Regions from separate parts of the Homo sapiens genome. Here region 1 is linked to region 2. Evidence: chromatin contacts called from ENCODE Hi-C data. All regions are on one chromosome and are shown on one strand. The core of a region is the stretch at or near the end of the contact, and the rest is flanking DNA. Distances in the headings are between cores, read along the strand shown. Region 1 overlaps LOC124909485. Region 2 holds the start of KCTD6 (potassium channel tetramerization domain containing 6).

Region 1 (5,673 bases), core at 1,779-4,278, 310 kb before region 2:
TTAGCTGGGCGTTGTGGTGCAGCCTGTAATCTCACTACTCAGGAGGCTGAAGCAGGAGAGTTGCTTGAACCCGGGAGGCAGAAGCTGCAGTGAGCTGAGATCGTGCTACTGCACTCCATCTGGCCTAGGCAACAGAGTGAGATTCCATCTAAAAAAAAATAAAACAAATAGTAGAATAAAGGTTAAAGGCAAAATGAGTGCTTGATCCTTGTCAACCCGCCAAGTTTATATTAAAAATGGGGAGTGTTGCTGTTAACTGAAGTGCGCATTAGCCTCAGTTCTCAGCCCTATGGAAGTAGAGTCAAGGAAAGAGATGGAGTCTTTCCAAATCTCCATTAACTTGGAGGGGGAAGAGGCTGTATAATCTGTATATTTCACGAATGAAAACTCCCAGAAATTAGTATCTTATGCAGGTATTTTTTCCCTTTCACAGTAGTAAATCATAATTTGAGGAAGTAAAAATGTCACATTGGGGGCAGTAAGGGCTCAGGCAAGCCTGGATTCAGTTTATTTTTCTGGCTTTGTCCTAAGGATGCTGCCTAACGCATGGTGGGAGGAATCTTTCTAAACAAAGAGATCCTTCTCTGCTTCGTGATAAGGCTTTTGTCTGAGCCCCCAGGCCCACGGGGACCGGCTCATGGGCATGGAATTTAGGGAGACCTACTCCACAGCCCTCACACCCTTTTTCTCTCTTCCTCAAGAGCTCTCAAGAGCAGGCAGGAAATGGAGAATCTACGAGCCTGACTTGTGGCACGGATCCACATATCCAAGGGTGTTTTGTATTTTGGACTCGCTTATCTCCCCGGGACAAAGTACAAAGATGAAAGAATCTGCAAGCCTTTTGTTGCCCATGTTTCTCCCTCTGCCCTGACTGCCTTGCCAAGATACCAAAACACCTCTCCCTGTCGGGGGCTGCCCTCCCTTTCTAGGAAGTGGACGTGCTTAGGGCAAAGCTGGTGCTGAACCCCGGCAGGGTGTATTCAGAGGAGGAGAAAACCTCAGCAGAAGCACCAAGTCCTGGAAATGCCAGCTTCAGGCCCAGCTACAAGCAGCCTGCTCCATAGCAGCAGAATAACCTCGTGTAGCAGCAGCATTCAGAGAACAGCGGGTCACATGCTGCAGGTTCAAACCGGATTCCAAGCCCAGCGCTGCTGCTTACCAACCGAGATACCTCAGGCGGTCACCTTCTCTGTGCCTCACTGCTCTCATCTGTAAAATACGGAAATAATGGGAAACTTCCATTCTAAAATCAGATGAACTCCAGAAAGGCATCTCCCCCTGCCTCCCTCCCGCTCAGCACATCCACCCCGCAACTGGCCTGGGCAAACTTTCCTCAACCCAAAGCTGTTGAGAGAGGGACTGCCTGAGTGTTGCAGAGATTCGGCTCCCCAAGGCAGACTGGAAGGGGCACCCCAGCTAGGGAAAGGGAGGCTTATGGAGAAGCCATTAAGCGTGGTGGCTCTAAGGTTGGGCTGGGGATTCAAATCCTGGCCCTGCCATGACCTCTGGCAGGCAGGTCACTGATCCTTCACAGAAAACTGTGCCTCAGTTTTCTTTCCAATGAAATGGGGTAACAGGACCCACCCCATAGAGTGTTCTGAGAACTCACTGACAAAATATACGTAAAGAGCATTTCAGGCCAGGCATGGTGGCTCACTCCTGCAATCCCAGCACTTTGGGAGGCCAAGATGGGTGGATCACTTGAGGTCAGGAGTTCAAGACCAGCCTGGCCAACATGGTAAAACCCCGTTTCTACTAAAAATACAAAAATTAGCCAGATGTGATGGCATGTGCCTGTAATCCCAGTGGGGAGGCTGAGGCAGAAGGGTTGCTTGAACCCAGGAGGTGGAGGTTGTGGTGAGCCAAGATCACGCCACTGTACTCCAGCCTGGGTGACAGAGCGAGACTGTCTCAAAAAAAAAAAAAAAAAAAGGCATTTCACAGAGTCCAGTACATGATAAGTGTTCGTGAAATTACTATTATTGGTGTAAAGGAACTAAGACATTAAGTTCTGAGTCCTAGGAAAGCAGTGTGGTGTGGCAGACAGAGTCTTGGTCTGGGCATTAGGGTTAGGCAGTATCAGTAGGAGTGGGTGGGGTGGGGTGGGCCAACCACAGAACTCTGTCTGAGGTGGGATGTTGGTGGCCTCAGGGAGTGGCCAGAAAGGTGGGAGGAGAAAGGGGTGAGTCACATGCACCTAGGAGGGCTCCAGCCCACATGCCAGCCTGTTCTTGTCCCCTGGTTTCAGAGCTTCACCATTTTCCCTTTGCATAGGCCTAGGCCAGTGACAGACCTGAGGGCTGCTCCCACACTGCGCCATCCCAGGGATTGTTAGATGGATGGAGCTTAAATAAGTTAATAAACTAAGAGTAAGAAAATTATCATCGTAAGTAACACTAACGCTATGCACTGAGACTTACTATCACATTTTTTAAAGGAGAGTTTGTCAAGGCTCAGAAAGGTTTAGTGACTGGCCGGGCGCGGTGTCTCACGCCTGTAATCTCAGCATTTTGGGAGGCAGAGGCAGGTGGATCACTTGAGGTCAGGAGTTCAAGACCAGCCTGCCCAACATGGTGAAACACCACCTCTACTAAAAGTACAAAAATTAGCCGGGCGTGATGATGGGCGCCTGTAGTCCCAGCTACTTGGTAGGCTGAGACAGGAGAATCGCTTGAACCCGGCAGGCAGAAGTTGCAGTGAGCCGAGATCGCGCCATTGCACTCCAGCCTGGGCGACAGAGCAAGACTAAAAAGAAAAAAAAAAAAAAAAAGGTTTGGTGACTTCCCCAAGGTCACACAGGTAGTCATTAATGGTCAAGGCTGTGTTAAAACTCGGTAAACCTGTCTAGGAACGGGGCCGTGAAGTTGTGCACGGCTCCAGACACAGAAAACAGAAGCCAGAGGAGGCTCTCCTAGCGGGCCGTTGGCCTCCTTGGGCCCGCGGAAGGCGGCCCTTTGGGAGCGCCTCTCTGCACCGTCCCAGCTCCGCTCCCCTCTCGGGGAAGTTGTGGGCCTCGGGGGTGAGAGGACGACTGCCTGGGTTGTCGTGGCCGCAGTGACCGCTAGGGGTCGCCTTGGACACGCGAAATACGTCCGCGAGCGGAGTCCCTGCGGTGGGGAAGGCGCGGGCTCTCCCAGACCAGGAGGAGGGGGACCCACCCACCTCTCTTCTTCTGCGCTGGTAAGTCCGGGGGCTCCAGCGCAGAAGCTTCGGGGGTGGGGCAGAGAGGCTGTCTGGAGTTCTAGCAGCAGACTCCGCCCCGCAACCGATTGACTCCAGGGTCCTGCCGCCCCCAAGCCCCGAAACTCCTGACTTCCTCCCTTCACCCCTCACCCCCACTGTCCCCAGTAACAGAGCCAATGTGAAGTGCGCCTAGGCATAATTTACTTGAGCACATTTCCCGGGCACCTACTGTGTGCCAGGCTCGGCCCGCGGAGACACCCGAGTTACAGGGCAGGGCAGGATCAGCTCCGCGAGGCCAGGGCGTTTTGTCCTGTTGTTCACTTGCAGCCCGGGACACACAGTAGGCCCTCCGCCAGGAGAGAATGACTAACTGGTGCTTAGCTCCTGCTCAGGCAGCCTGCAGGCGAAAGGTTCATCAGTCACTACTGTGCGTGCCCCGGGGAGGCATCTCAGACCCAGCTATTCCACTTAACCTGAGTTTCTTCCCCAAATTTCCCAAACCCCTCACAGTCCATTTCACACGTGGAAAGACTGAGGCCCAGAGGGCAGTCTATACATCCGTGGCCTTTCTTGCCTTTCTAACTGGGGGGTCCCAGGCTGCAACACTCTTCCCCTGTGCTTTGCCCCTGGCTAACTCATGTTCACAGTTCAGGTCTCAGTCAAACGGCACCTCTTCCAGGAAGCCTTCCCTGACCCACTCACTGCAACCTGGCTAAGCGTCTGCCTCCCCTTCTAGAGGGTGAAACCCTGAGAGCAGGAAGTACCTGGGCTCTGTCTTTCCTCATCTACATTTTGAGCCTGGCTTGGTGCCTGGCACAGGGTCAGAAGCTAATGACGTTTGTTGAATGAAAAGTGGAAGGCAAGCGGCCCCAGGGCCCTGTGGGCAGCCTCCTTCTCCCTGGTCAGGGAGGCAGAAGGTGTGAGGATCCAGGTGGCTGACTTTGTGGTACCGCCGAGGCGTCAGGTGGGTCCTCCCCTGCCCCGCCCTGCCTGCGCCTCTCTCAAGTGCCCATCCCACTTCCTGGGAGAATTTTGTGTCTGTAACACAAGGACGTGGGTTTTGGGGTTAAACCCAGAGATTCCTCAGTTTACTCATTTGCGAGAGTGACGCAAGACGGCCTGTTTGCAAATCACTGTGAGGATTAAGTGATGTAACAGTAAAGTCCCCAGCCCGGGGCCTGGCATGGAGTAGGTACACACCAGCGGGCACACCAGCCTCAGTGCCCTGGGGCAGTCACATGGTTTCCAAGCCTCCATTGCCCCACTTGGAAAGGAGGACATGAAAGCCTACTAATGGGGAGGATGGTTTAAGGCACACAGAGCACAGCTTAGCACCTGGCACCTCACGGGTGCTTGTGAAACTGCAGCTGATGTTGAGGGAGCACTTCCTCCCAGCCAGACACTGTCCAAGTGTTTTATATGCTGGTCTAGTGTCATTCTCCCAATACTAAGGGTAGTTCCCACTCTCACCCTCCTGTACAGATGAGGCCACTCCGCTAGCAAGGGACAGAGCTGCGTATCTGAGGAGCTGGACCCTAGAGTTGCCCTGGAAACCTCCTCAGCTGCGTGTCCAGCGCTCCCTGAGGCCGGGGAAGACTGGGCCTCTTTTTGGACCCCCATTGGGTGCCTGGCACATAGTAGGTGTGCATCAGAGTTTGCTGAATGGAATAGAGGCTGCAGCACCCCGTGCGCCACCCCAGAGCCCTGTGGGTGTGAAGGTAAAGGCCTGGGCCCGTCCCTCGGGGGAAGGACAGGCACCTTGGGTGGGTTGTGGCCAGGCTCTGCACCCTTTTCCAGCCTGGTCTGTTCTTCTGCCTGTGGGACCCCCCAAGTCCCCCAGGGCAGCCCAGCCTCTCCTCTCTTTCAGGGCCTTGGCAACCCAGCCCTCATCGGCTGCATGTATCCTTGGAGATGAGGCTCTGGGAGCCCAAACACAGGCCGCAGAGCTGTGGGAAGAGCCATTCTTCCCTCCTCCACCTCTCCCTGCCCCTGGGGAGCTGTGGACCTCCCAGAACCAGGCCTGCTGGAAGGAATGCATCCAAAAGGAGGCCACCACCCAAGTTGCCTGGAAGATCAACGATGGCCACAAGTACCTAAGGGAGGGGACCGTGCCCAGGAAGCAGCTCCAGCAGGCCCCATCCAGGTCAGCCTTGGTAGCGGGCCCAGTGCCTGCCACCAGCTCCCGTGATAGCAAGGAGGTACAGGTTGGATGGCCAGAGACCAAGGGGGCCCAGAACCAGCTGTCCAAGGGAGTGGGTGTCCAGGACTCCCCACCCAAGGGAGACAGAGTCTGGAAGGCCAGAAAAGCAACTCAGGGGCCAGCAGGTCAGACCAGGCCGGAGAGTTTAGAAATGAGGCAGGTCTCCCCAAGAATCCTGCAGCTGCTCTTCCCAGGCATCTCCCACGATGGCCAAGGCCACGCCCTGGACCTCCAGGCACGGCATCGGCTGAAGCCCGAGGAGAAGTTCCAGTACCCAGTCATGTCATCCT
Region 2 (6,121 bases), core at 2,923-5,422:
TCACTTGCTCTGGGGGACGTCAGCTACCATGTTGTCAGGAGAGACTCTCATGACAAGGAATGAATGCCTTATGCTGAACGCCACATGAGTGAGTTTGGAAGGGAAGTCTCCAGGCTTCAGATGAGTGCAGCTCCTGCCGCCAATTAGACTGCAAGCTCCTGCGGGACCCTGAGCTGCTTCCAAGTTCCTGAGCCACAGAAACAGAGGGGAAAGCACTTGGAAGCCGTTTTAAGTCCCTACCTTTTGGGATTATTTGTTATGTGGCAAAAGGTAACTGATACAGTGGGTAAAAGCACCTAGCACAGTACCTTGTACAGAATTGGGGCTATAGAACAGACAAGATCTATAGCTCTGGATTCAGGATAGAGGGCTGGGCTGGAGACAGGGATTTGGAAGCCTTTGGCTCAGACACAGTAAAGGAATCCATGGAGGTGGCTGAACCATTCCATGGAGAGGGGTACATGGAGAGGAGGGGATTGTGTTGAACAGGAACTTGAGCTTAAGTGTCGGGGTAAAGCAAGAGGAGCATCTTTGTAAGTCTAAGAGGAGGAGCTATGGAAGAAGGAGGAGAACATGCATCCTAGAAGCCAAGGGAAGGGGCTGTCCCCTGGCAGACGTCACTGCAGAAGCCTTGCTGCGGAGAGGCCTGAGCCATGCAGGTCGGAGGAGGTTCTTTCAGATTTAGTATCAAGGAGGATTCTGGTGAGCCATTTAGATGGAGAGGTGGGCCCTGAGGCCAGATTGAATGTTACGGGTTGGGGTCTTAGGGGAAGTGGGGGGACACAGCAAAGGAAGAGAGGGAGGGGGACACTGTGTCGAAGGAGAAGTCTGAAAATTCTTGAGTCAGGGACAGAGACCTGAGGCTGTTTATCTGCTGATGGGCGTGGGAGATGGGGACTGGAGAGAGGGAGGGATGGAAGATCTGAGCCTGGAGAGGCTAAAGGGTGGGAGAAGGAATGGACTAGAGCCCAGGGAGGGGATCACCTGGACAGGAGGTGGAATCCCCCAGCCATCTCATGAGGGGAGGACAGTGCAATGCAGGTCATTCCAAAAGAGGGCAGAGGAGGGTTCTAGGGGGCTCCCACTGAAGGGGAAAGGTTTTCCTGACAAGTAGGAGGTGAGGTCGGCTAGGCAGTGAGAGTTGGGAGAAGGGAGAGAGGGAGGGGACTCAGATCTCCACACTTCATTGTCTTGTCAACTGCTGGTGCCCCTTTGCCCTCCCAGCACCGTGCTGGGCTTGGTTCCTTCCTGTAACAGGTGTAGCTGCAATAATAAACAGCCCCCTCCAGGTCAGCCTGGCCCCAGGGCAGACCAGGATCAGTATCTTTACCACAGGAGCCTGGATACTTGGTGGCCACCTGGAAAAGAAAGGTGCAGAGGGTCAGGGGCAGCTGTAAACCAGAAGCCAGCCTTCCCCAGCAGGCTTGCAACCCTGAGCTCTGTGGAGGCAAACAGCTTCCAATATAAACCCTTTCCACCCCCAACCCCCCAAACCAACAGATCCAGATGGTTTGCGGGAGAATCCTATAGAACATTCAAACTACAGAAAATCCCAGTCTAGTGAATAGACACTCATTCCTTAAGGTATGTTATGAGGCTCATGTAACTTTGATAGCAAAGCCAGACGAGGAGAGAATAAGCAAATAGTAGCATATCTCAGTCATCCACGTGGATACAAAAACCCTAAATGAAATATTAGCAAATGGAACCCTAAATGAAATATCAGCAAATGGAATCTAGCGGTATACTGAAAAAATAATACATCATGACGTGTGAAATTCCTTGAATAAAAATGCATTGACTTAAAAAAATACATTATCAAGGCGAGTTTATCCCGGGAATACATGGATGGTTTAATATAGTAAGATCCATGGTTGTAATTCATTACATTGCAATGGGGGGAATCTCACATTGATAAAATTCAGCACCCATTCATAGTAAAGAAGAATAGTGCTTCCTTACCCTGATAAAGAATATCTATCAAAAAATCCACAACAAACACTATAGTTAATGGTGATATGTTACAAGCAGTCAAGAACAGGATAAAAATGCCCATTACCATCACTGCTCTTCAACATTGTGTGAGAGAATTTAGTCAGCACAGTACAGCAAGAAAAAGGAAAAAAAGGACAGGAAGATACCACACTGTTATGACTTGCAGACTCTATGATTATTTGCACAGCGAATTCAAGAGAACCTACAAACTTATTAGAACTGAAAGAGTTCACTTTTGCTGAATATAAGATTATATAAAACCCAACTGCATTTCAATAGCCATCTATCAATTATAAAATACAAAAGTGAAAGTACAATTAGCACTAGTTATAAAAATTTTAAGATAGGAGGGACTAGGTCTGACAAAATCACCAACAAAATTAATCCATCAGTTTTTATATGGGGAAATAGAAGCCCTGAGAGGGGAAATGACTCTTTCAAGGATACCCAGTAAATCAGAGGCAATTCTGGGTTTTCAGTGGCACCAAATTCTGGAGATCTGAGTATTGGGTAATTTTGGTATTGTCCTTCTATTAAAAAACAACAAAACCCAGTGGGGTGGGGAGGAGTGGGGGGCAAAAAAAAAAAAAAAGAAAAACCAAACCAAAACTCATTGTATTTTTCTGATTATAAATTCAATATTTATGTGTTCTGATTATAAATTCAATATTCATGAAAATTCAGAAGAACGTTATGAAGTAATGCCATTAACATTCCCATACTGTTATCTTGAACACGATGGTCAATGGTTTGATGTATTTCCTTCAAAATTTTTGTCTGTATATATTTATGTTTTTAAAAATAAAATCAGGATATCATGTGTACTAGTTTGTGTATTGATCATTTTCACACACATTTCCCTGTATTCTCACCTAGTCTTTGTGAATTTGATAATGTAGCACTCAGTTATGTTGATGAAGCATATGTCATTTATTTAACCTATCAATTTGAGCTTTTGGAGACAAATCAAGTATCAGATATAACTGTGATGATCATGCTGATACAATTTCAACCCCAGAGCTAGCTCACACACATGCAGACGTGAAACCCAAGTGAGTTTCTAAGGCCAGTGGTTATTCTGGTGGAGAAGGTTAAACCCAGCATCAGGTAACTGGTCCCACCGGAAGGGGACAGTGGCCTGGCTAGCAGGAAGTGAATGGACTTGGAACGAGTGGACGGATGGAGACCAATTAGCCCTGAGGCGTTAGGTGCTGCCCATCCTCTGCAGCCTTGGCTTCCTTCCTGGTGAAGTGGGGACAATACCAGCGCCAGTCTCATCTAGGGTCGAGCTCCTCCAGGCCCCAGAGCCTTTGCATGGGTCGTTTTGTCTGCTGAAGGTAGCTCTGCCCTTCTCTCCACCTGGCTGCCCGTGTTGCTGAGCTTCTGGGCCCAGCAGCCCTTTGCTGTCTTGCCCGTCAGGCCGGACCAGACCGTCTTGCCCCGGTGGCCCCGGGGGCTTCTTCACAGGCCTCATCGCAGGGTTGTCTCCCCAATGCAGGGCAGGCAGGAGGAGCTCTGGCCGCAGGTCGGGGTCCAGGTCTTCCTCGGCCACTGCGTTTGGAGCAGGGGCTCCCTTCCCTTCTTCTCCATCTAAGTCCTCTAATCATGTCCCTCCCAACACTTACGGCCATAACTTGTCATTATTTTGTCTATTAGCTGTTTCCTTGAGTCTTGTCTGTCTTCTCCTTTGATTAGGACCCGCCTCCGTCTTGGTGGCCGCTGTATCTCCTAAACCCCCAGGCCTGAGATATAGTGGGGGGCCCATACAAGTTCGTGAAATGACTAAGGAGAAACAGCTGTGGAGGCACCACCCCTGAGGACGCAGTGGGCCTGGGGTTGGGCGGACCCCAGGCTGCGGGCGGAGGCGGGACGTAGGGGCGGGGTTTCGGGGCTTCGGAGCGGAGCCTAAGGGGCGGGACTGGGGCTTCGGGGCGGGGCTTCGGGGCTGCGGTCGTGTGGTCTTGACCGCGCGGCTCCGACTGCGCTGGCTGAGTTCCTCAGGCCGCCCGCTCTCTGGCTTCCAGCCCGCGCTGCCGTTAGGGGGCGCCCGCGCTCGTGGCGCCGCGGCTCTGCTGGGAAGGCGCCGCCCGCGCCGGGCAGCTGGAGCCGCAACTCCGGGCGCGGGCTCAGTCGTCCCCTCTGCCGCCGCCGCCGCCGCCGTCGCCGGGCGCGGGCTCGCTTGTCCCCGCGCTCGCGCTCTCCGGCCGCGGGCATCTCCCGGCCCGGCCGCAGCAGCCGCCGCCGCCGCGCAGTGAGTGGGGCTGGCGCGGGGCTTGCGGGGCCGGGGTTTGGGAGGGCCGGGTTTCAGGAGACGTCTGCGCCGAGCGGCCAGGGGAGCGGGGCTGAGGAGGATCTGGGCGGGGGCTCCTGGAACGGGGCGGCGGCGGGGCCGCGTTGAGGGGACCGCGCGTCCCGGGCTGGCACGAGCCAGCAGCGGAGGTGCCCGCGGCGGGGCCTGGGCGGGGGTTCCGGGGCCCGCCCGGCGGGGATGCGCGGTTTCTGCGGGCCCGGGTTCGGAGCCCCGCGGCGCGCCCCTCGTCCGGGCCCGGAGCATCGCCCGCCCTACCCCTGGCCGGGTCGGGTTGCGGGGGCTTCGCTGGCGGGGCAGCAGCGAAGGGCGGCCCGGACGGAGATATTTGGGGTGTGCTCGAAAATGATTGTTTTTGGGAGATGGCGCTTATTAGCCACCAATTGCCCTAGTTTAAAGCTTGAGGCAGGACTCAAAACCCTGCCTTTGGGATTTTCTGCCCTGAAGAGACTCTCAGATCGCAGCTGAGTTCTTTATGCCTAGATTTGTGTGTGTGTGGTGGCGTTTTTAATGCTTGATGTCAGAGGTGATAAATGGCCATGGTAATGGGGAGCCCTGGCAGCACCTGCTGGGCTGACAGTGGTGGAGGCTGTGTCTGGGGGTGGGACGGGGAAATGAAACGTGACAGAGATCCTGTTTGGATATTCTGCCGAAGTTACCATGTTTCTGTTCAAGTATACCAGTTCTAGAACAAGTTGATGGATCCAATTTTAGGACTTTGTGATAGAAGAGGTTTGGGTGGCAAAGTGACCTGGGATGACCCGGCTCGGCTAAGAATATTTGGGGTAGCCTAAGTATCTCTTCTATATCCCCCTGGCATGTTCTTTTTTTCGCTGTCACAAATGCCCTATTACTTGAATCATCCTGGGATAGGAGAGAAGCTTGGGGACAGCATGTAGCACAGTCCTGAGCCCAAGATTGAGATGTTTTCAAATGAACGAATATGTAGCTAGGAAAAGGAAAATGTGTTTGTCAGCAGGGTTGGTAGGTTGAGAGTATTTTCTCTTTGGCCGAAACCATCAGTCCATACTGATACTTGATTTTGTGCTATGCCTTAGATATGAACGATGGAGTGGTCAGGATAGCCATGGATGCCATTCCAAAGTTTTGTGATTTGAATTTTCATAAATCATATTTTAACCAAAGCATTACTACTTAAAGGAATCTTAGGGTGAACCCTATGAATCCTTCAGTGCGCTTGGATTTTGATATTTGGGGTCCATTTAAAATGGAGTACCTGTATGTATTTGGATTCAGCTTTAACTTGGAGATAATCCCGAGTCATGCTTTAAAGAAGTTCCTTCTGAGATCAGGAGCTCAGGTGTTTGGTGAACTCTGGGAAAACTAGACACTCCCCTTTACCTGTATATAGTTCTCCCTTCTGGAGCTCTGGGAAAAGGAGGACCTGGGGAGATTTGAAGCAAATTAAGAGGCTGCCTCCTCCATATTTGCCGTCTCCAGGCCAATGCTCTAAATTACTTGTGTTCACACTCAAGTTTCTCATGTTAACCTAGAAATTTTGTTTATGCTGCTGCCACTAATGTTTTCACATTTGTCTAATACTTGCTAGTTTACAGATGGTTTTATATTCATGATCTCCCTTATTTTCTCCATTTCCCCAAAGAAGAAGCTGGGCATAAAGAGTGATTTTCTCAGGGTCTCATAATCAGTAACGGAGCAGAATTCAACTACAGGACCTCCCTGGGAACCTGTTCTCTTTCCTTGTCCTGATGTGTTACTCTTATAGGCCAATTTTTGCCTTTGTGTTGTGCCTAAATGGTGTAATTACCCCGTTTTGGGAAGGTGGTATTATCCCGT

The links. A loop is a pair of places that touch in the nucleus more often than their neighbours do. Pooled maps may share reads with other maps.
Region 1: a map with no recorded cell type shows a loop between it and region 2 (5-fold over the local background). The contact joins the enhancer-like site here to the promoter of KCTD6 in region 2. A Hi-C loop is called at or near these places in 13 of 37 single-sample maps with no recorded cell type and 14 of 50 pooled maps.

Annotation. Positions count from the first base shown.
Region 1 is chr3:58,174,828-58,180,500 of GRCh38, forward strand. It overlaps LOC124909485, which reads left to right. Exons shown (of 6, transcript XM_047449435.1): 4 at 2,881-3,019; 5 at 3,100-3,180; 6 at 4,666-5,673. Among named protein-coding and RNA genes, the nearest start is that of FLNB-AS1, 7.0 kb to the left of the region's middle. RefSeq lists an enhancer at 3,817-3,866. Within about 2 kb of position 3,029, at least 8 of the 41 ENCODE cell types and tissues checked have a DNase peak (open chromatin) inside an H3K27ac peak, as active enhancers do.
Region 2 is chr3:58,487,924-58,494,044 of GRCh38, forward strand. KCTD6 (potassium channel tetramerization domain containing 6) reads left to right here and starts at 4,173. Exons shown (of 3, transcript NM_001128214.2): 1 at 4,173-4,246. RefSeq lists a silencer at 3,824-4,473.